3 separate regions of the Homo sapiens genome follow, and all the other regions are linked to region 2. A link is a loop called in an ENCODE intact Hi-C map of the cell type or tissue named here. Cell type or tissue: heart right ventricle. All regions are shown on one strand.

The links. Peaks named below come from ENCODE experiments on the same cell type or tissue, not always from the same donor. Only the 100,000 strongest peaks of a DNase experiment are listed, where the experiment ranks them.
Region 1: a loop joins it to region 2, with 4 times the contacts of the local background. A loop is called at or near these places in 11 of 110 quality-filtered maps.
Region 3: it touches region 2 in a loop (7-fold over the local background); 101 of 110 quality-filtered maps call a loop at or near these places.

Annotation. Positions count from the first base shown.
Region 1 is chr3:41,994,530-42,002,529 of GRCh38, reverse strand. No RefSeq gene overlaps it. Among named protein-coding and RNA genes, the nearest start is that of ULK4, 36 kb to the right of the region's middle. RefSeq lists a silencer at 3,040-3,251. In heart right ventricle, a CTCF peak has its summit at 4,391; a DNase peak (open chromatin) is centred at 4,209; H3K27ac peaks cover 956 bases.
Region 2 is chr3:42,096,262-42,104,261 of GRCh38, reverse strand. The region is part of intron 1 of TRAK1 (trafficking kinesin protein 1); the gene reads right to left. It overlaps LOC124906231 (a long non-coding RNA gene), which reads right to left and starts at 851. Exons shown (of 2, transcript XR_007095889.1): 1 at 379-851. RefSeq lists an enhancer at 5,324-6,146. In heart right ventricle, CTCF peaks have their summits at 4,275 (motif pointing right) and 6,527; DNase peaks (open chromatin) are centred at 1,531, 2,631, 3,051 and 4,301; H3K27ac peaks cover 7,516 bases.
Region 3 is chr3:41,898,338-41,906,337 of GRCh38, reverse strand. It overlaps ULK4 (unc-51 like kinase 4), which reads left to right. Exons shown (of 37, transcript NM_017886.4): 13 at 5,509-5,613; 14 at 7,846-7,906. It also overlaps the pseudogene LOC124900553. Among named protein-coding and RNA genes, the nearest start is that of ULK4, 60 kb to the left of the region's middle. In heart right ventricle, no CTCF peak of the experiment used is centred here; no DNase peak of the experiment used is centred here.

The DNA of each region.
Region 1 (8,000 bases), 100 kb after region 2:
CTTTTTTTTTTTTTTTTTTTGAGACAGACTCTTACTCTGTCACGCAGGCTGGAATGTAGCGGCATGACACTGCAACCTCCGCCTCCTGGGTTCAAGTGATTCTCCTGCCTCAGCCTCCCAAGTAGTTGGTGCCTGCCACCACACCAGGCAAATTTTTGTATTTTTTGGTAGGGATGGGGTTTCACTGTGTTGGCCAGGCTGGTCTCGAACTTCTGGCCACAAGTGATCCACCAGCCTCAGCCTCCCAAAGTGCTGGGATTACAGACTTGAGCCACCATGCCTGCCCTATATTTCTTCCATCTTGAATAGAAGAAAAAAACTCTCTTGACTTTACTTCCACCTCTAGATGCCACCCTGTTTTTTGTCATCCTTCATAACAAAGCTATTTGAAAGAATTGCTTATCGTCACTGTCTCAATTCTGTCCATTTTTTCCTGAAACCCATTCCACTGAGACTACTCCACCCAGTCAAGGTCACCATTGACCTCCACATTGCTACATTTAGGGTCCATTATCAGTTCTCCTTTTACTTGACCTCTCAGCCACATTTGACACAACTTTTGTCATCTTTCTTCTTGGAACACTTTCTTTACTTGGATTCTAGGAAACTGCACTCTACACTCACTCCTTAGTGATCTCATCTAATCTCAAGGCTTTAAACACCATCTACACATAGATAACTCCAAGTTTATACTTCCAGTCCAGACTTTCCCTCTGAACTCCAGACTCATGTAAACAAACTTCCTACTTGACACTGGCATTTGGATGTCTAATAGGCATCTCTACCTTATTATGCCCAAAACTGAGCTGCTGGACTTCTAAAAATTCTACTATTCCACAGTTTCCTAGATTTCAATTGTCCAGGCAGAAACCTTATATTTATCTCTGACTTCTCCCTTTTTTTTCACCCCACATCCAATTTATCAGGAAAACCTGTTGGTTCTACCTTCAAAATATAATCCAGAACCTACTTCTTACTGCCTTCACTGCCTCCATCCTAGTCCAAACCACCATCATTTCTCCTGCATTCCTGCAAGAACCTCCTAAATTCTTACTTGTTCACCTGCCCTCTGCCCCTGCCCTACCTCAGTCCATTTTTCAATGCAGTAGCCAATGATCTTGTAAAATGTGAGTCACATCGTGGCTCTCCTCCGTTCAAAACCCTCCAATTGTTCCCCATTCCTCCCAGAATGTAAGCAAAAGTTTTTACAGGGCCAGGAGTGGTGGTGCACACCTGTAGTCCCAGCTACTTGGGAGGCTGAGATGGGAAAACTGCTTGAGCTCAGGAGGTTGAGGCTGCACTGAACCGTGTTTGTTACACTGCACTCCAGCCTGGGTGACAGAGTGAAACCCTGTCTCAAGAAAAAAAAGTCTCTACCATGGCCCACAAGACCTACACCGTCTACTCCCCTCATCCCACTGACTTCATTTTCCTCTTCTCTCCAACTCACTAACTTCACAGGAAAAATAGTCTCCTTGCTGTTCCTTGAACATGCCAGAGACACTGTCACCTCAGAACTTTTGCACTGGCCATTTCCTTTGCCTGGATTGTTCTTCCTCTACTTATCCTTATGGCTCTTCTCCTCATCTCAATAAGACTTATTTTTTTTTTTTTTAAGACAGGGGTCTTGTTCTGTCACCCAGGCTGGAATGCAGTGGGATGATCATAGCTGTCTGCAACCTCGAACTCCTGGGCTCAAACAATTCTCCTGCCCCAGCCTCCTGAGTAGCTGGGACTATAGATGCACATCATCGTTCTGGCTAATTTTTTATTTTCATTTTTGTAGAGACAAGGTCTCGCTATATTGCCTAGGATGGTCTCAAACTCCTGGCCTCAAGTCATCCTCCCTCCTGGTCCCCCAAAGTGCTGGGATGATAGGCATGAGCCACATGGCTCACCAATGAGGCCTCCTTGAACCATCTCATTAATACTGCCACTTATTTTCCCCCGGCACTCTCAATGCCCCTTACCCTGCTCTGTCTTTTTTAAAATTTAGCACATTTTAATATATTATATTATTTATTTTCTTAAACCCTCTTAATTCACAAGGTAGTCTTATTCTCAGATGTATTCTCAGCACAACGTCTAGAACATAGTAGTTGCTCAATAAATATTTGTTGATTGGATCAAACCTTCAGGATCTAACCAAAGATCCATATGACTTGGAATACCTTCATTGATTAACATTTTACTGTTTTGTTGGATGTGGAGAGTGTAGTAATTCTCATTTCTCATATCAAAGTTAAAAGATCTTGAGAATATTTCCTGAACCTCCTTAACTTCCCTTTCACAACCCATTATAAAGTGACCACCTATCAAAACCTTGCTAGATCCTATTTGTATTCAAGTTATACAATAATATTCTTGGGGTAATGGGTGTCCCATACTACTTTCCGTTTATGGTATGTTGACACCAGCTAAATCTCAGCTTTTATGGACTTTGAGCTCATCTAATCCTCTTCCTAAGCTACTAAAGAGTATTTTTTTTTCTTTTTTCTTTTTTTTTTTGTTTGAGACTGGGTCTTGCCCTGTCACCCAAGTTGGTGTGCAGAAGAAGCACAATTGTAGTCTACTGTAACCTAGAACACCTGGACTCAAGCAATCCTCCCACTTCAGCCTCCTGAGTAGCTGGGACTACAGGCGTGTGCCACCACATCTGGCTAATTAAAAGAAATTTTTGTAGAGACGGGGGTCTCACTGTGTTGTCCAAGCTGCTCTTGAACTCTAGAACCCAAGGGATCCTCCCACCTTGGCCTCCCAAAGTGTTGGGATTACAGGCATGAGCCACCATGCTCAGCCCCAAGCTAAAGAGAATTAGTCACAGTTTATCCTCATGGAAAAATACCTCTGCTATTTTAATTCTTTAGTTGCTCTTATTTAAATCTTTCCAAATTTGTATGCCTTTCTGAGTTTCTGGTAACTGATATTTTAAGTGTAGCAACATGCTTCTAGCTCTCTCTTTCTATGTTTTGTTTTGTTTTCCCCTGAGCAATCTTGACCCAAGCCCAGAGTCCATGGAAGTTCAAGGGTGGGCATCAGGGAGTATATTTGTTAGGGTGGACAAAACTGAAATAAAAAATAAGTAAACCTGCTGGCGCGGTGGCTCATGCCTATAATCCCAGCTGTTTGGGAGGCCAAGGTGGGTGGATCACTTGAGGCCAGGAGTTCAAGACCAGCCTGGGCAACATGGTGAAACCCCGTCTCTACTAAAAATACAAAAATTAGCCAGGTGCAGCGGTGAGCCCCTGTAATCCCAGTTATTCAAGAGACTGAAGCATAAGATTTGCTTGAACCTGGGAGGCAGAGGTTGCAGTGAGCCAAAATGTGACACTGCACTCCAGCTTGGGTGACAGAGAAAGACTCTGTCTTAAAAAAATAAATAAAACCTAAAATGTCATGCCACAACACAGCAGTTTGTTTGTTTTTTGAGACAGAGTATTTTTTTATATTTTATATATTTTATATATATATATATATATATATATATATATATATATATATATATATATATATATATTTTGAGATGGAGTTTCACTCTGTCGCCCAGGCTGGAGTGCAGTGGTGCAATTTCGGCTCACTGCAACTTCTGCCTCTGGGTTCAAGCAATTCTCGTGCCTCAGCTTCCTGAGTAGCTGGGATTACAGGCACCTGCCACCACACCCAGCTAATTTTTTGTATTTTTAGTAGAGATGGGGTTTCACCCTGTTGGTTAGTCTGGCTCGAACTCCTGACCTCAGGTGATCCACCTGCCTCGGCCTCCCAAAGTGCTGGGATTACAGGTGTGAGCCACCACGCCTGGCCAAAATATCTACTTTTATTCAATTTATTTTATGTTATTCTGAAAATGTTTTGTAAAGAAAAAGCTTTATCAGTTCAAATTACAAGATTATGGTTTTAGCTCACTTTATGTTTCACTTGGAAGCATGAGATTTTATGATTGGCCCAGCTGGGTCATGGCTGTTGGGACTAAAGTTTAGGGCCTGTTACCAAAAGAAGATGCCACTACATATGGTCAGGCAAGGTACAAGAATTATCACACCATGTTATGACATCTGAAAGAATTATTTGATAAGAACTGGGAAAAACCTATTGTAGGGGACAGTGCTGGGGCTCTGCCCATATCCCCCACAGCCTTACAGCTGTAGTGGAGCCAGCACCAGCTGCCAGCATGCTGTCCTAATCCTCTGGCTACTGAAGCCTGCTCTGCTCGATGCAGTGGGTTGGAAGTTATGGGGAATTGAAGATCTTCCAGAAGTCCCTGTTCCTTTGTCTCTTCGGGCAGTGTACGTTCTCTGCTGGCTTCCAGACTTCCTTCAAGTGATTGGGCTCCAGTTATTTTTGCTTGATAAAGCACCCTTCATCAGCAGCTACCTTCCTTTCCTGTCTCAATTCTCTGTCCCCCTGCCGGTGTTTCCTGGGATCACTTCCAGATAAATTGCATATCTCAGGGGCTACTTTAGGGGGAACCCAAACTAAGACACTTCTCTTACTGTTACTGTTTTGCATTTGGTCAGAGTTTAGCACAAGGCCTATGTGTTGGCAACTGTTAAAGTAAGCACAGATCCTCCAAGGAAACTTCTTAGACACTGTGATGATGCCACATTGGGCGATGAGGTGAGGAGTGGCAGGGTCAGCTGTTTCTGTGCTGCAAGTACTGTGAGAAGAAAACAAAAGTAACAACCATGCACTGCTCAGCACTAGCTAGTAGAATGTTTTCCTCCTGGTGTTACTAAATTTAACACATTTAACAAAATCATGCAGTCGACCCATATGAATAGATTCCTGTTGCTCTGACTGGGCCTTAGATATAAATAAGCCCCAAAGAAATGACCTCCAAGTAGATTGTAAGAACTTGGCAAAGATGAAGCTAACTTAGCTAAGGGCAAGTATCAGGGAGAATATATTTATTCTTCCAAAACTCATGCCACATAGACCAATTAAATTGAGGACTCAGCAGCAGCAGGCTCTTAAAGGAAGGTACCAGGCTTGTCACTTTAATCGACCAAGAAGGACTTTCAGGAATAGAAATGAGGAGTGTTTATGCCTTTCATTTTATTTGAATCACTGAATGTAACAGGACACAAAAACTACCCCAACCCATGTGGGATGGTTTTTGCAACAGAAGCACAAAACCAAGACCAAAATGCAGGAACATCTATGGCTGATCATCTTGGACATTGCTGCAGAGAGGGTGGGTATTTCTTTTGACAAGAACTCAAATTTGTGTTTGCTTCCATTTAGAAGCCTTGTCCAAAGCATCCTTCAAGGTTGCCCATCCCAGGGGCACGCAGAAGAAATAACACACAATTTGAAGAAACTTGAAGTCATTGTTTCCTTTACCACCCTCCTCCCATTTCAAAACTCTGTTGGATAGAGCACATTTTATTGGTTCTTTTTCTGCCCATCTCAACTGTTTTGAAAGTTTTACAGCGTGTTTCTATTTCTTTAATATATTTATTTTTAAATGTTTAACAATTTTATATTTATCAAAATATGACATTAATTTTTTTCTTGCATCAGCCTACATCATGCTTTGAGACATTAATCTTACTTAAGAATACACAGTAGGAGCCAGGTGCGGTGGCTCACACCTGTAATCCCAACACTCTAGGAGGCCAAAGGGGAAGGATCACTTGAGTCCAGGAGTTCAAGACCAGCCTCTGCAACATAGGGAGACCCCCTGTCTCTACAAATAATAATAAAAAAATTAGCTGGGCATGGTGGTGCGTGCCTGTGGTCCCAGCTACTTAGGAGGATTAGGCAGGTGGGAGGTCAGGGCTGCAGTGAGTAGTGATCATGGCACTGCACTCCGGCCTGGGTGACAGAGTGAGACCCTGTCTCAAAAACAAACAAAAGGCCAGGGCGCGGTGGCTCATGCCTGTAATCCCAGCACTTTGGGAGGCCAAGGTGGGCGGATCACCTGAGATCGGGAGTTTGAGACTAGCCTGACCAACATGGAGAAAACCCATCTCTACTAAAACAGCAACAACAACAAAATACAAAATTAGCTGGATGTGGTGGCACATGCCTGTAATCCCAGCTACTCAGGAGGCTGAGGTGGGAGAATCGCTTGAACCCAGAAGGCTGAGGTTGCAATAAGCCGAGATCGCACCACTGCACTCCAGCCTGGGCAACAAGAGCAAAACTCTGTCTCAAAAAAAAAAAAAAAAAAAATGCTGGCACGGTGGCTCATGCCTGTAATCCCAGCACTTTGGGAAGCCAAGGTGGGCAAATCGCGAGGTCAGGAGTTTGAGACCAGCCTGACCAACATGGTGAAACCCTGTCTCTACTAAAAATACAAAAAAATTAGCTGGGCGTGGAGGCAGGCGCCTGCAATCCCAGCTACTTGGGAGGCTGAGGCAGGAGAATCGCTTGCACCCGGGAGGCAGAGGTTGCAGTGAGCCGAGATAGCACCACTGCACTCCAGCCCAGGTGACAGTGCGAGACCCTGTCTCAAAATAATAATAATAATAGGGCTGGGTGTGGTGGCTCACACCTGTAATCCCAGCACTTTGGGAGGCCAAGGTGGGCAGATCACGAGGTCAAGAGGTAGAGACCATCCTGGCTAACATGGTGAAACCCCGTCTTTACTAAAAATACGAAAATTAGCCAGGCATGGTGGCATGCGCCTATAGTCCCAGCTACTCAGGAGGCTGAGACAGGAGAATCACTTGAACTCAGGAGGCAGAGGTTGCAGTGAGCTGAGATCGTGTCACTGCACTCCAGCCTGGGTGACCAAGTGAGACTCCGACTCAAAAAAAAATGAATAAAAATTAATAATAATAATAATCCGAATAAAAAGGCTAAAAGACCACATGCAAAACACAGTGATGCAAGATGAACCTGGAGTATCTTGTAATGCCAGGAAGTAAAGACATACTAAAACAAAAACTAAACCCACAATCATGGGGTTTATGTCAAAGGGGCATGGGAGTCAACTGAAAAAGTTTCCAGTGGCCAAAGCTGGAAGAATTTGAGCAACAAAATAAATAAAGTAGTATTGGATTATAACTCAAAGTACAAAATAAATATCCATGAATCCATGTTGACATAAATACATAAATGAATAAATACATGGGGAAGAAGAAAAAAAATCTCCCATACAGAAGAATTCCAAATAAAGTATGTAGAACTCCACTTCTAACAGATGGAGCATAACTCCCACTCTGTCTGTGTGGGCTGTGCTTAGTGACTTCCTTCAAAAGAGTACAGTATGGCTTGGGCATCGTGGCTCATGCCTGTAATCCCAGCACTTTGGGAGGCCAAGGTGGGCAGATCACCTGAGGTCAGGCGTTCGAGACCAGCCTGGCCAACATGGCAAAACCCTGTCTCTGCTAAAAATACAAAAATTAGCCGGGTATGGTGGTGCACACCTGTAGTCCCAGCTACTCGGGAGGCTGAGGCAGAAGACAGGAGAATCACTTGATCCCGGGAGATGAAGGTTGCAGTGAGCTGGGATTGCGCCACTGCACTCCAGAGTGAGACTCTGTTTCAAAAACAAACAAACAAAAAAAGAGTACCTTCACAGTGGAGACAGTTGACAAACACTTCCTCAGGCAGTGAGGTGATCAAGATTGACTCAACAGTAATAAGTCATGCCAATAGTATGTTCCCTTAGTAGTATGTGATGGGAATGGCACTTTATCTCCTTTATCTCCATGCTCCTCCTCCCCAAAACCAATAGCCCCAGTCTGGTTATGAGAAAAAGATCAGACAAATACCAATTAAGTGACAGTCTAAAAATACCTGATCAGCAATTCTCAAAATTGAAAGGTCATCAGAAACTAGGAAAGTATGAAAGACTGTCAGAGGCAGAACCCAAAGAGACAAGATGATTAAATGTAATGGGGTATCCTGGATGGGATCCTGGAACAGAAAAAGGACATTCAGTAACAACTAAGTAAATATGAACAAAATGAGGACTATCATTAATAACAAGCATCAGTATATGTTCATTAATTATGACAAATGTACCATACTAATGTAAGAGGTTAATAGTA
Region 2 (8,000 bases):
AAGTGCCCCCAGAAGTTCAGCTATGCCCTGCCTCCCTACAGAGGCAGGCAGGCCTCCTTGAGCTGCAGTGGGCTCCACCCAGTTCGAGCTTCCCGGCTGTTTTGTCTACCTACTCAAGCTTCAGCAATGGTGGACGCCCCTCTCCCAGCCTCCCTGCTGCCTTGCAGTTTGATCTCAGACTGCTGTGCTAGCAGTGAGTGAGGTTCCGTGGGCGTGGGACCCTCCAAGCCAGGCGCAGGATATAATCTCTTGGTGTGCTATTTGCTAAGACCATTGGAAAAGCGCAGTATTAGGGTGGGAGTGTCCCAATTTTCCAGGTACCATCTGTCATGGCTTCCCTTTGCTAGGAAAGGGAATTCCCCGACCCCTTGCACTTACTGGGTGAGGTGATGACCCGTCCTGCTCCATGGGCTGCACCCACTGTCTGACAAGCCGCAGTGAGATGAACCCAGTACCTCAGTTGGAAATGAAGAAATCATCCATCTTCTGCATCACTCACGCTGGGAGCTGCAGACTGGAGCTGTTCCTTTTCGGCCATGTTGGAACCACTCCTCCTGGATCTGGTCTCAAACTCTTGAGCTCAAGTGATCCTCCCACTTCAGCCTCCCAAAGTGCTGGGATCACAGACACGAGCCCAGCCATAAAATGTCTGTTAAGTGTACCCTCGAATAGCATCGATGACCACTCAAGAACGATCCCCCACCACTGCTCTCCAAGGTTAGGGGCAAGCCTGTCGGAATCAAGAACAATGACAGTAGAAATCTTTGAAAGCGTATTAAGAACGCATGGCCAGGCATAGTGGCTCATGCCTGTAATCCCAGCACTTTGGGAGACTGAGGCAAGCAGATCACTTGAGGTCAGCAGTTTGAGACCAGCCTGGCCAACCCAGCAAAACCCTGTCTCTACTAAGAAAAAAAAATACAAAAATTAGCTGAGTGTGGTGGCACACGCCTGTAATCCCAGCTACTCAGGAGGCTGAGGCAGGAGAATCTCTTGAACCTGGGAGGCAGAGATTGCAGTGAGCCAAGATCACGCCACCGCACTTCAGCCTGGGGGACAGAGGGAGACTTCATCTCAAAAGAAAAAAAAGAATGCAGCCACACTGTGGGAGATGCGAGGAGACTGAGGGATGATTGCTAAAGGGAAAGGAGCTTTTCGGGGGGTGAATGAAAATGTTCTGAAATTGAACAGATTCACCAACTGAACTGGTGATAATTGCACAACCCCACGAACATACTAAAAACCACTAAATTATACACTTTATATGGATGAACTGTATGAAGCATGAATTATATCTCAATGAAGCTGTTACAAGAAAAAACGTAACCACAAGAAATGTGAAAGTAAGTCCTGCTGAGCACACGTACTGATAGAGGCAGGAAGCAGAGAACTCTTCCTAGGCAGACAGGGGAGGGTCCCTGGAGAACTTTCGAGCTGCCAAGGTCATTGTGCACAGGAGGCTTGCCTAAACATGCCAGCAGTGAAAAATTCAGTCCCTTAACACATGCGCAGTAAGGGAAATAAATCAATGTGGAATGGCTCAGACTAGGGGCCCGCATGCACACTGGAAGGTCAGGGTAGAGCCGCCAGAAACTCACACCTTATACAAATAGGGAACACAGCCCCATCAGCAGACAGAGAAGCCCTTGTATTCAACTGTGAAGGGAGAACCAGCAACCTGCTTTCAGGACGCCTCTCTCTGAGTGTCCGTGTGCCTACTTCTCCCTGGTCATGAGACAAGAACCTTGACCTTGCTGGGCTAATGAGCAAAACATCCAGCATCAGTACCATACCCTTAACACATCAGCAAATCTCTGGAAAACAGAAGATATCACAAAAGATAACTCTGAATCCATGAGAAAGATTAAATTGCCTTCCACATCAACTGTTTGGAAAACCCAAGGTAAAAGAAGCTTCTAATACCTTTAACAGACATTTCTTCTGAAGATAGGGTAAGGTAGGTAAAATGAGATTTTGGCTGGGCGCGGTGGCTTACGCCTATAATCCCAGCACCCTGGGAGGCCAAGGCAGGCGGATCACTGGAGGTCAGGAGTTCGAGACCAGCCTGGCCAACATGGCAAAACCCCGTCTCTACTAAAAATACAAAAATTAGCCAGGCATGGTGGTGTGCGCCTGTAATCCCAGCTACTCGGGAGGGTGAGGCAGGAGAATCGCTTGAACCTGGGAGGCGGAAGTTGCAGTGAGCTGAGATGGCATCACTACACTCCAGCCTAGGTGATAGAGTGAGACTCCATCTCAAAAAATAAATAAATAAGTACGTGATATTTCATACTTAAGAACAATAAGCTTTGGTTGCCGGGATTTTCAATGACCTGAAACGACTGTTTACAGCTTAATAACGCGGAGTAAATAGGTGGAGGATTGCTGGACTCACCAACAGCTCTTTGAATACTATTTGGCTTCCCAACTAAAAAGAGGTGGTTCTCTCTTAAGTTGGTGTCATGACAGAGGTCATTCCTTGAAGGTCTAGGCCAGGAGTCTGCAAACTATGGCTTAAGGGGAAACCCAGCCCTCTGTTATTTTCATAAAGAAAAGTGTTTCCCAAACACAGCCACACCCATTCCTCTAGGGAATGTCTATGGCTGCTTCATGTGCTGCAACAGCAGAGACAAGCAGTTGAGACAGAGACCTTCTGACCTGCAAACCTAAAAGATTTACTCTCTGGCCCTTTACAGGAGTTTGCCAACTCCTGCTCTAGGCCGTAAGAGTCATGTCCTTCCCCTCCTCAAGCAGGGCTAATAGAAGAAGCCAATAATTCAGAGGTGACTGGCACCACGAGGCTTTCCTGAAAGCAACTAATGTACCTCGGCCATTCAGTGCCACTCCTGTCACCTAAGAATATTCTAAACTCTAAGCTGTTCACTTTGTCCACAATTCTTCCTGCATCCTTCCTGAATCACTCTTGCTATGGTTCACTATTTGCCCAATATGGGCAAAATATTTCACAACTCTGTGACTTCAGGCTGGGCCACATGATTCGCTGTGGCCGGCATAACTCCATGTCCAGTGGGAGGCTCTAAGCATGCCTGTGTGGCGTGGTTGGGTCTGTCCTCTTGAGCTCTTGTCCTCTGCCCAGAGGAGAACATGTCCTTAGGTAGGTCCCAACTTTGTGGCCCAAATCCCCAAATAAGAGACAAACAAAGCCAATCCTCAGATGACCCATGTCTGTGAGCAAGAAATAAATGTTGTAGGAACCACTAGGATTTGGAGGCTGTTAGCACTCCTACAGCAACACTTGACTAACACACAGCTAATTTAAAGTCCTGTAAAGTTGGCCAGGCGTGGTGGCTCACGCCTGTAATCCCAGCACTTTGGGAGGCTGAGGCGGGTGGATCACCTGAGGTCAGGAGTTCGAGACAGCCTGGCCAATATGGTGAAACCCTGTCTCTACTAAATATACAAAAAAATTAGCCAGGTGTGGTGGCAGGTGCCTGTAATCCCAGCTACTGGGGAGGCTGAGGCAGGAGAATCACTTGAACCCAGTAGACAGAGGTTGCAGTGAACCGAGACTGTGCCATTGCACTCCAGCCTGGGCAACAAGAACAAAACTCTGTCTCAAAATAAATAAATAAAGTCTTGTAAAGTACAATCACTGACAGCTCGAATAAAGTTCACTACATGGGAATGAAATTACACCCCCATCAGAATCTCCTTACATGAGTCTACACAAGAAAAACATGGCCACACTTGGCTATAATGACACCGTCCCTTACAAAAACTACTTCTGGAATTAGTTCCAGTAAACAGAGTGGATGGGAAGAGAATAAAGGTAGATGGAACAAGGCAGGAGAAAAGATGAGATGGGAGAAGATTTCTTTTCTTCTACACAACTAAGTTACCTGCCTCACCTGTCACCATTTTTTTATTTAAGAAAGACAAGGTCTCTTGCTCTGTCATCCAGGCTGGAGTGCAGTGGCACAATCATGGCGCACTGTGGCCTCTACACCCTGGGCTCAAGTGATCCTCCCACCTCAGCCTCCCAAGTAGCTGGGACTACAGGGCATGCACCACCACACTGGCTAAGCTTTGTATTTTTTGTAGAGATGGGAGTCTCACTATGTTGCCTTCATAGTGGCTGGCTTCAAATTCCTTGGCTGAAGCGATTCTCCTGCCTCGGCCTCCCAAAGTGCTGGAATTACAGGTGTGAGCCACTGGTCCTAACCCTGGCAGTCTCTGCCTACGATTAACTCCCCTTTCCTTCAATCCATTCCAAAAGTTGCAAAAACCTGTCTCCTGTTGCTAGTGCATCTCTGGCCCACTAGATGGTGCTGCATCCTCACCTGGACAGGCCCATTCTTTACCACACATCCCAGGCAGCCTGAATTCAAATTAAAGGCAAAGGAAGAGACACTGGGCACAGAAAACTTCCAGGCCCTGTCACAAAGTCAGCTTTGCCCCTTCTCATTTCTACTCACATAAATAGGGAGAAACAACAGTTAAAATAGCACTGGGCAATGAGTTCAAACCTGAAGGTATGACAACCTGAATGGTCTACGGTCAGGATTTTTCAAAGCTGAACAAAAGAGCATAATTATATTTATGAGATAAGCTGAAACCGAACATGTTGGTTTGGGAAAGTGAACAGAATTCCTACTAAGAGAAGAACGTCAGAGCCCCTCAGCATGACTCTCCCTCTCTGCGTGGCTGGGGTTTGAAGGAGGGGCCCCTGCCCACAGGCTTAGCTCACCATCGTCTTTCCAACCATTTCCATCTCTCCCACTAAGAAGGTTCAGTTCGTACCACGCAAACGTTCCATCATCTAGGTCAAAATCAAACTAGGGTTTAAACCTCCTGGAAGGTCAAGATTAGGGTCTTGCTCTGAGCTGCCGCACTCAGGTCTGGAGTTGGTGCCAGCATCCTCTGGCTCCTTGGGCCACCTCCCCCTCTCATTTCCTCCCATTTGCCTTTAAAAATCCTTGCTCGCTTGAGACTCAGGCCATCCAGCTGGGTTACCCCCGCCTATGCCCACTCGTCCACCCATCAGCAACTCCGCCCCGGTAGAGGTTGGCGGCCGTCCTCTCCACCGAGTGCAGCCACTCATCCAGGCTGCCACTGCCACCCCTACACCTGACACCACCTGACTCCCCAGCTCTCAAGTCTGGGACCTCCACGGCCCTCCTATCACATGCCACTTCTGCCAGCCACACCCGGGCCACCTCTGAAATCTGGAATTTAGATACCCCCTCCCTGACTGCAACCCCCTTCCCCCACAGCTCTCCCTCAGTTATCCCCGCTATTCCATGGAGACCCCCAGCCCCTCAATTCCTCTGCATGGCCTCTACCGCCCACTTCCTGTCCAGCTGGAATCCCCCAGCCCTTTGGCTCCAGCAACGCTGGTGCCTAAGGCTCGGCCTCCCTCACTCTCGTGGGACTTTCACGGCACCCATACAGCAAAACCCAATTCTGGATGAAACCACCTGTCCATCTTGCTCTCCCTGCAACTGGGCTCCAAGGGGTACACTGTGGACTCCCATGCTCAAAAGGCCCACCCTGCTAGGCGCTCCTTCTTTTCCAACACCATGATAGAAGGTAGCAGAGTAGGAAGTGAGCCTGGACCAGATAAGGCCTCAAAAGGGCAGTAAATTTGTAAATTAGGGCAAAACCACCTTCTAGGCAGCTTCCAGTCACCCCAAAGGGTGAGCTGGCTGGAGCTCTCTGTTCTCTTTCTCCCTCCCTCTCTCCCGCAGGTCAGGTTCCCTCCACAGAACTCACGGTCTTCAGCCTTCCTGCTTCACGTTATTGATATCCTCACCTCTTCCTTCCCATTTAACTCCAGCTAATAATTCAAAAGACTTACTGCACACTCACAACCTGCAGACTCAACTGGGAAAGGGTCAGTTGACCACAGGCCCAACCTCCCTTCCTCCATGTGCTGGAAAAGCACAAAAGAACATTAACCCAGTACGACCCGTGAAGTGCCTGCTGCCTGTACTTAAGAAGCTCTACTGAATGCTGCAAAGCTTCTAAAGGCGTCACCAACCTAGATCCACCTCAGCTGTATAATTATTAAAAAGAAAAAAAAAGAAAGCCATTGTTTCTTCAAGGAAGAGGAGGTGGAGAGAAGCAGAGAAAGGAGGGGAGTGGGGATGGAGGAAGAGAAGAAAGGAGACAGCAAGGGGAAGGACAGATATCAGGGTGAGGAGGAGGGGAGGGGAGAGGAAACAGACAGAAAGTGGGTAAGGAGAGATGGAGGAGAGAAGAGGGTGAGAAGAAAAAAAATGAAACGAAGGGAGGAAAGGAAAACTTAAAGGTCCTCCAAGATACTCCTCCGGAAATAGAAACATCACTGGACCCTGGTGTTCACATAGTTGTCAGTATCACAGCAGTTTACAAGGTGAGACCTCCACAACCCTTCCCAGAGCACACTCTGATGGACCAACCTATCAGTATGTGTTTGGTCTGTTTTCTAAGGCAGATGTCTGGGAAATTTAAAAACTCAAATCATAAACTGTGTGGTGAGTCCTTGATATAAAGTTCAGGTACGCCCAGCAGGTGCCGCATGGTATTCAAAATCCAGAATTCGAAATCCAAGCCTACCAGGCAGTGATGTGCTACATGAGGGATGGAAAGGAAAGTATAAAAATAGGATATAAATAGTAATTAGAATTTTGGAGGCAATCACTCCATGAGCTAAAAGTAGAAACTGTTAAGCATTTATCTCAGATCACAGAAAAGACAATAAAAATTCCTCCAGGAAATACCGAAAATGCTCAGCCTCTACACACTGAGGAACGTAAATCAAGATCAGGGGCTGCTGCCGTTTATACACCTCAGCTGGCAAAGAGCAAATGTGCTCATACCAGGGGTGCAGACAGTGAGCGCCCACACACTTCTCCCACATCGTCTGAACACACACCATATACAACCTCTATGACTCACTCCATCAAATTACAGTCCCCAGCCTAGGAATTCACACAAGTACATTCATTACTTATTTGTTTAAATATGTGGGAACATGGCTATCCCCAACCCAGTGGTATTTGCAGAATACTGGAAACAATCTACTTGTCTTACAATAGGGAATTAATTAAATCAATCGTGGGATTTATAGACAATGAAAAATAGGCAGCCAGCAAAAAGAATATGATGGATGTATGCTAAGTGGAAAGGTCTCCAATATAGATTACTGAGGAGAAAAGGCAACAATATGTTTAGTATATGTTCCCGTGTGTAGAAAGCTTTCAAAGCAGGGGAGGGGACATACATACCATACAAACGCATGCACAGAACATTTTTGGAAAGATAAGCAACAGTCATTCCCTTGGGAGGAAAGGCAGAGGTCTGGGAATAAGATGAAGGTGGAAAACCTCAAAGTGTATTCTTTAAACTGTATGCATTTTTCTTGTTGCACACTGTTTAAGCCAATGCTTCTAAGAGTGAGTAGGAATGGTGCTTGAGGCACCATTTAAAATGCAAGAACTGAAAACAACTTACAGCACCCATCAATGGGGGCTGCTGCAGTGGTTCTGTCTTGGACCCTTGAGTAGCCAGCATGCTTCACTGCCTTTGTGGCTGCCCCCTTCACAGCAATTCTACCTGCAGGGGCAGGGCCTAATTGCTCATTATGTGTTCTAATGAGGCCACGTCCCCTCAGCGACATTTGAAATACAAGCTATGTCATTTTTCTTTAGTTTCTCCTTTATAGTACGGTAAGGCATTATACTGATTCTTTTAAAATTATGTGTTTGGCCATGCGCGGTGGCTCACGCCTGTAATCCCAGCACTTTGGGAGGTCGAGGCGGGCAGATCACTTGAGGACACGAGTTCGAGACCAGCCTGGCCAACATGGCGAATCCCCATCTCTACTAAAAACACAAAAAACTAGCCGAGTGTAGTGGCACACATCTATAGTCCCAGCTACTCAGGAGGCTGAGGCAGGAGAATCACTTGAACCCGGGAGGCAGAGGTTGCAGTGAGCTGAGATCACACTACTACACTCCAGCCTGAGCAACAGAGCAAGACTCCATCTCAAAAAAAGA
Region 3 (8,000 bases), 200 kb after region 2:
GCGTAAGCTGGTCTCAAACTCCTGAGCTCAAGCGATGCTCCTGTCTCAGCCTCCCAGAGTGCTGGGATTGTAGGTATGAGCCACTGCACCTGGCCTTAACTTTTTTTTTTTTTTTTTTTTTGAGACGGAGTCTCGCTCTGTCGCCCAGGCTGGAGTGCAGTGGCGGGATCTCGGCTCACTGCAAGCTCCGCCTCCCGGGTTCACGCCATTCTCCCGCCTCAGCCTCCCGAGTAGCTGGGACTACAGGCGCCTGCCACCATGCCCAGCTAATTTTTTGTGTTTTTAGTGCAGACGGGGTTTCACCGTGTTAGCCAGGATGGTCTCGATCTCCTGATCTCATGATCCGCCCGCCTCGGACTCCCAAAGTGCTAGGATTATAGGCGTGAGCCACCGTGCCCGGCCCACCTGGCTAATTTTTGTATTTTTAGTAGAGACAGGTTTCACCATGTTGGCCAGGCTAGTCTGGAACTCCTGACCTCAAATGATCCACCTGTCTCCGCCTCCCAAAGTGTTTGGATTACAGACGTGAGCCACCGCGCCCAGCTAGTAGGTGTGAATTTCTATGTCTTAGTGGTGTTGATTTGCATTTACCTGATGGCTAATGATGTTGAGTATCTTTTTATGTGTTTATTGGCCATTTTGTCTATTTTCTTTGGAGAAATATTTATTCAAAAATTTAACCTATTTTTAATTGGGTTATTTATCTCTTTATTATTTAGTTGTAAGAATTTTTTACATATTCTAGATAGGAGTTATAACAATTTTCTCCCTTTTTCTGGATTGTCTTTTTTCTTTCTTGATGGTGTCCTTTGAAGCACAAAAGTTTTAAATTTTGATATAGTCCAATTTATCTTTTTTCGTTTGTGTTTTTTGCTGCTTGTGCTTTTGGTGTAATATCTAAAAAAACCATTGCTACTCCCAGCTCACAAAAGTTTCTGCCTATGTTTTCTTCTAAGAGTTTTATAGTTTTATTAGTATCTCTTAGATTTAGCTATTTTATCCATTTGAGTTAATTTTTGCATGTGGCATGAAGTAGGGGGTATAGCTTCATTGTTTTGCATCGAAACATCCAGTTGTCTCAGCGCTATCTGTTGAAAAGCTTATTCTTTCCCCATTGAATTGTCTTGGAACCCTTGCTGAAGATCGATTGACTGTATATGTGAAGGTTTATTTCTGGATTCTGTTCTGTTATCTATTCATCTGTCCTTATACCAGTGGCACACTCTTGATTACTGTAGCTGTTTAGTAAGCTTTGAAATCAGAAAGTATGAATCCTCCAAAAAAATTTTTAAGGTGGTTTTGGCTGTTCTGGGTCACTTGCATTTCCATATGAATTTTAAGATCAGCTTGTCAGTTTCTTCAAAGGAGCCAGCTGGGATTTTAATCACAGTTGCATTGAATGTGTAGATCAATTTAGGAAGTACTGCCATTTTAACAATGTTAAGTGTTCCTCCACGAACACAGGATGTATTTATACTTACTTAGGTTTTCTTTAATTTCTTTCAATCATAGTTGTGTTGAATGCAGAACTACTTTGAATTAATTCTAAGTTATTTTTATGCTACTTATTGCTTGACAAATATAATTGCTTTTAGTTTTTACTGTAGTTTTGATGTAATGTGAAGTGTATTTGGACCATGTGAAGCTTATTTCTGCTTTGAAATTTAGTATAAATGGGTTATAATAAAATCTCACTGTGCTAATTTTTTGGTTATGTGAAATAGAAAATCAATGTAAATTAAAAAATTCATTTTGAAATGCGATAGATGTTGAAGCTCTTCTGGCAGATGGTTATAAAGAAGAGTATATAATCATTCTATTGAGAAAATATAATCAATAATGTGAATACCTAAGGTAGTTTATTTTACATATCTATCTATCTATCTATTTATTTATTTATTTATTTTTGAGACAGAGCCTCACTCCTGTGACCTAGGCTGGAGTGGAGGGGCATGATCGTTGCTCATTGCAGCCTCAACTTGTTGGGCTTAGGTGATTCTCTCATCTCAGCCTCCTGAGTAACTGTGACTACAAGTATGCGCCACCATGCCTGGCTAATTTTTTGTATTTTTAGTAGAGGTTTCCCCATGTTGCCCAGGCTGGTCTCAGACTCCTGGACTCAAGTGATCTGCTGGCCTTGGCCTCCCAAAGAGCTGGGATTACAGGTGTGAGCCACTGTGCTTGGCCTTATGTTTTATAATTTTTAAATGATACTTTTTATTCTATTACAAAACATATATAATTGTAAAAAACTTGTAAAATGTAAAAGAGGACAAAGAAAATAGAAAAATTATTTACGATATAATTCCCGGGTAAACACTGATTACTTTTTTTTTTTTTTTTTTTAAGAGCCTTTTGCCCAGGCTGGAGTGCAGTGGCACAATTGTAGTTCACTGTAACCTCATACGTCTCATACATTTTGATATTGGCATGATTGTGTTCATTGTAACCTCATATGTCTCATACATTTTGATATTACTGCTTCTGGTTTTATACATATGTGTTCATTTTGAAACAAGGGAATATAATTTTATAACAATTATTTTCATTTAATGATTATGATCTGATTGCAATTATTGATCATTTAGTTTATTCCTGAACATTTTATTTTATATATTTTTGCTGTTGTGAGTGGGATATTTGTTATATGGCATTCGTGCATACATTCAGTTTACCTGTAGGAAATTAATTTTTGCATACAATTTTTTAATTGGTCCACCTTACTCATCTTACATTTTTTTTTTTTTTTCTTTGAGACAGAGTCTCGCTCTGTTTGCCCAGACTGGAGTGCAGCGGTGTGATCTTGGCTCATTGCGCCTCTGCCTCCCGGGTTCAAGTGATTCTCCTGCCTCAGCCTCTTGAGTAGCTGGGACCACAGGCACCCGCCACCACACCCAGCTAATTTTTGTATTTTTAGGACAGATGGGGTTTCACCATTTTGGCCAGACTGGTCTCGAATTCCTGGCCACAGGTGATCCGCCCACCTGGACCTCCCAAAGTGCTGGGATTGCAGGTGTGAGCCACCATGCCTGGCCTAATTCTTACGTTATTTCTAAGAGTTTTCCCATTGATTAATTTTGGCTTTTTGGATGTTCAGTTATATTATCTATACGTAAAGATAATTTGGCCACCTCTTTCAAATATTGATGTCTTACTTTACGGACCAATATAATTTACTAGCAGTTCCTCCTCAGTGTTAAATCAGCAGGGATATCCAGCCCTTTGCTCTATCATTGACTTCTTTTCTTTCCTTCTGCCCCCTTCCTCACTCAAGACACCATCCTTTCCATCCAGGCTTTGCAGTAACCTGCTAACTGGTCCCCTCAGTTCTCCATTGCTCCCCTCCATCCATTCTCCACTGAAGCAAGTATGATGTATATATTTAAGTGTCTTCATTAACTATCACTGTCTTCTCTCAAGCAGTGCCAGGCATTGTTTTAAGTGCTTTGTGTTTATTCTTCACAAACCTGAAAGCTTGTTTGTTTTAATCTTTGTTATAGATGAAGAAAACAAAGCTTTTTTTATCTTCCCTAAGAGCACATAATTAACAAGCAGCAATGTTAAGTTTGCCCCTGTCTTTTTGCCTTTAAAGTCCATCTTTTTTTTGGCAATGTGAGTTTACCTCTGTCTTTTTACCATGAAAGTCCATCTTTTTTTTTCTTTAATTGAAAGTCCATGTTCTTAAACTTAGATTTTCTTGTTTTAAACAAACTTCCTCTTCATTCTTTGTGGGCCTTTTTTTTTTTTTTCTTTTTTTTTTTTGGTGGAGTCTCGCTTTGTCACCTAGGCTGGTGTGCGATGGCGCAATCTCGGCTCACTGCAACCTCCGCCTCCCAGGTTCAAGCGATTCTCCTGCCTCAGCCCCCTAAGTAGCTGGGATTACAGGCGCCTGCCACCATGCCTGGCTAATTTTTGTATTTTTAGTAGAGATGGTGTTTCACCATGTTGGTCAGGCTGGTCTCGAACTCCTGACCTCGTGATGTGCCCACCTCGGCCTACCAAAGTGCTGGGATTACAGGCCTAAGCCACTGCACCCGGCCTCTTTTTGTGTTTTCTTGTCTTTTGTCTGAGTTGCATGGGGCAGCTTGGGTTTCCAGGAACTTTCTTAGCTAACTCCTCTGTTCCTTTATCCATGCCCCTTCCTCACTCAGTTTTGGGTAATTTATTTTCCTTATTCCTTACTTCACTGATTTACTTTTCTATTTTATTTAGTTTGCTAGCCGTTGTTTCTTTTAAAGTTCTTAAGCATAAATTCTCTCTCTCTTTTTTTTTTCCCTGTTGGGAAATACTGAGGCATAGCACTAGGAATACAAATTATGTTTAAATAGAGCACAAAGAACCATCTCAAAGGAATAACTGATGGTGAATATCTGCTGATTCATTTCATTATGTATCAACTCTAACTAGGCTTAATAAATAATTGAGGTTTAATACTTAGGTAGCATGTCTGTATTTAAGTCTGAAAATTTTTTTTATGTTACAGCTTCAATTTCACATTGAATGTTCTGTAAAGCAGAAATAAATTGATTAACATTCTGTGAATGAAAAATAAAGCCGTTGGTCAGGCGCGTGGCTCACGCCTATAATCCCAGCACTTTGGGAGGCCAAGTTGGGTGGATCACCTGAGACCAGGAGTTCGAGACCAGCCTGGCCAACATGGTGAAACCCCGATTCTACTAAAAATGCAGAAATTAGCAGTGCATGGTGGCATACACCAGTAATTCCACGACTTGGGAGGCTGAAGCAGGAGAATTGCTTCAACTCGGGAGGCAGAGGTTGCGGTGAGCTGAGATTGTGCCACTGCATTCCAGCCTGTGTGATGGAGTGAGACTCTATCTCAAAAAAAAAAAAAAAAAAAGGCTGGGCGTGGTGGCTCACGCCTGTAATCCCAGCACTTTGGGAGGCCGAGGCAGGTGGATCATGAGGTCAGGAGATTGAGACCATCCTGGCTAACACGGTGAAACCCTGTTTCTACTAAAAATACAAAAAAATTAGCCAGGCACAGTGGCAGGCGCCTGTAGTCCCAGCTACTCGGGAGGCTGAGGCAGGAGAATGGCGTGAACCCGGGAGGCAGAGCTTGTAGTGAGCCGAGATCACGCTACTGTACTCCAGCCTGGGGGACAGAGCGAGACTCCGCCTCAAAAAAAAAAAAAAAAAAAAAAAAAGAAGCCATGCTGTTATGGAAAAACCAATTTGCCTCATCACAGTTTAGAACATTGAATTGTAAAGATATTTTTTCTAGTCCTAGCCAGACTTAGTGGTAACATGAGCAATTCAGTTACTTTCTCAGAGTTTTATATTTTTATCTGTAAAATGGGAATGATGGTGCCTACAGTTTAGGATTTTTGTGAAAATCAAATGAGACTGCAACCATCTTGAATAGCAGTTGAAGTACATTGATATAGGTGATATTTTACAGTGGTGTCTTCCTCAGCATCTTACTGGTTCAGTGTTTTAAAGATCTACATTAGTCGCAGAAACAAAGTCTAATTTTTGTTCTCATTTCAGATTACAAGTGGACACCTGAGTCAGCAGGACCTGGAATCCCAGATGAGAGAGCTTATCTACACGGACTCAGATCTTGTTGTCACCCCCATTATCGACAATCCAAAGGTGCAGAAAGACACTCTAACAACTGAGTTGTAGACTTTACTGAGATCTGAAATCTGCATGAGATTTTCATTCAGAATATTATTTACTGTATAATCTTTCCTGTTTCTCTTGTCTGCTTCTGTGTCATTTGTGCTGCATGTCTGCATTTGCAGCTCCCCCTCTGTCTGCAGCCCTTTCCTCTGCCTTCACTTCCACTTCACTGGAGTTCTAAGTTTTCTCCCCTCTGTTTTGAATGAGTCAGCTCTGCTGCCTCTCACTACTGCTTCTTCCACATGCCATGGAGGGGTTGCCAGCCTCTTGACCTCAGACCTTAGCTCTCAGTCCTTTTGTTTCTCCGTATGCACTAATGTGAATCACTCTAAATATTCTAGTCTCTGATGTATTTCGAAGGCACAAGCAGTCAGAGGGCACTGCTTACCAGGCTGGGCTGGGCAGGCAGATCACACAGAAGCCCTACCCTCTCACAGGTTGTTAAGACTGCAGGGGAGACGATGGGGAGACATTCTGGGAGCTTGCGAAGTTGTAGTTCACAATGTACTTCTAAACCAGTGTGAGTTTTTTTGCTTCTTGTCTTTTGGAATATAATACTTTATTGCTAGGGGATAATGAGTATCTACTTTAAAAAACAAATTCATTTCTAAGTCCCTCTGTTTTGTCTTGACTTCCAGCTCCCCAACATACTCACATTCCACTACTTTTTCTCTATTTTAATTTTCCTGCTTCTTTTTCTTATTTATAAATGTTTTTTTCTGTATTAATTCATGACTCTTTTTTCTTATCTCATTGGGAACGTTACTGTGGTTTAGACCATGAAGGTTCTTGAATTCTTATTTATTTTCTAGATAGACAGCATTTCATATAGATTATTTAGCTATTTTTCATAATGGAGCTACTTCTTTTTGTGAGTTCATATGTCTGGCAGAGTAACTTTATTATGCTAAGTTTGATGAGCATTGGGGCATTTTCAACGTGGGCTTTCTAGAACAATTTGTGTTATCTTTACCAGGGGTGTCCAATCTTTTGGCTTCCCTGGGCCACATTGGAAGAAGAATTGTCTTGGGGCACACATAAAATACACTAACGATAGCTGATGAACTAAAAAACAAAAAAAATTGCAAAAAAAAATCTTACAATGTTTTAAGAAGGTTTACAAATTTGTGTTGGGCCACTTTCAAAGCCGTCTTGGGCTGCATGCAGCCCATGGGCTACGGGTTGGACAGGCTTGCTTTAGACAATATTCTGTGTTTCTTTTTTTCCCTCTTATAACCATATTTGATAGTTTCTGGGAAGCCTTAATCAGTAGAAATTTTTGTGTTTAACTTTTAATTTTAAACTACTTTTAGTCTTAGAGAAAAGTTTCAAAAATAATTGAGAGTTCCTGTATACCTTTTGCCCAGCTGCTCTTAATGTTCACATCTTATAGGTCTGTAGTATAGTTAGCAAAACCTGGGAATTAAAATTGGTATAGTGTTAGTCAGGCAGGATAATCCCTATCTGTTCCTCCTTTTGGAGGGCAGTAGAATGTGGTAATTGGAGTGGCATAATACTTGATTAATAATTGTGCACTTTCCAATTCATGCTATTATGGCTTCCTGGAGTGGTGTCTTCTCTGATATAACCATTAACCATCCTTCAAGACCTCAACCCACCTTCTACCTCTCTGTAAACCCAGTCCTAACTATATCAACTAAAGTGCTTGCTGTATTCTCTAAACTACTATTTACAAAAAAATTCTTTCTGTCCAGTGTTTTCTCTGTAGTTATGTCCTGCATGTTTTGAATTGTGAAATATTTTGTTGTTTATCGAATGTTTGTCTCATCTTCCCAACTAGGATGTCAGCTCTCTGAAAATAGGATTGTGTCTTTTATATCTTTGTATCCCCATTAGCACTTGGCATAGAGCCTTACCTTGGCAGGTACCCAATAGATATTTGTTGAATGACTGAATTTCTAATTAGAGGTAAATTAGCTAAAAAGTAAGCCAAGATAGGAGTGAATGTTTTCTATGAAGCTTTATTTTATTACAGATATCAATTGAAATGATTATAAAAAATATTATCTATATTTGTGTGTTTTAATCCGAAAAGTCATTGTTCTTATTCTTTTTGGTAACAAATTTTGCACATTCTTTTTTTGTCCTCATTGATTTATTATCTGACATAAGGGACATATAAGGAGACAGATATCCATCTTAAAAATTGTCTCAAAAGCTTTCTTTTTTTTTAAACCACAGATAATGAAACAGCCACCAGTTAAATTTGATGCAAAAATATTGCATCTACCAACATATTCAGGTAGGATCATAAAGGACTTATCGAACATGTAGACTCTTTGTATACAGATACAAATATGAAATTTATTTGCAAATAGAATATATGTGAATAACTA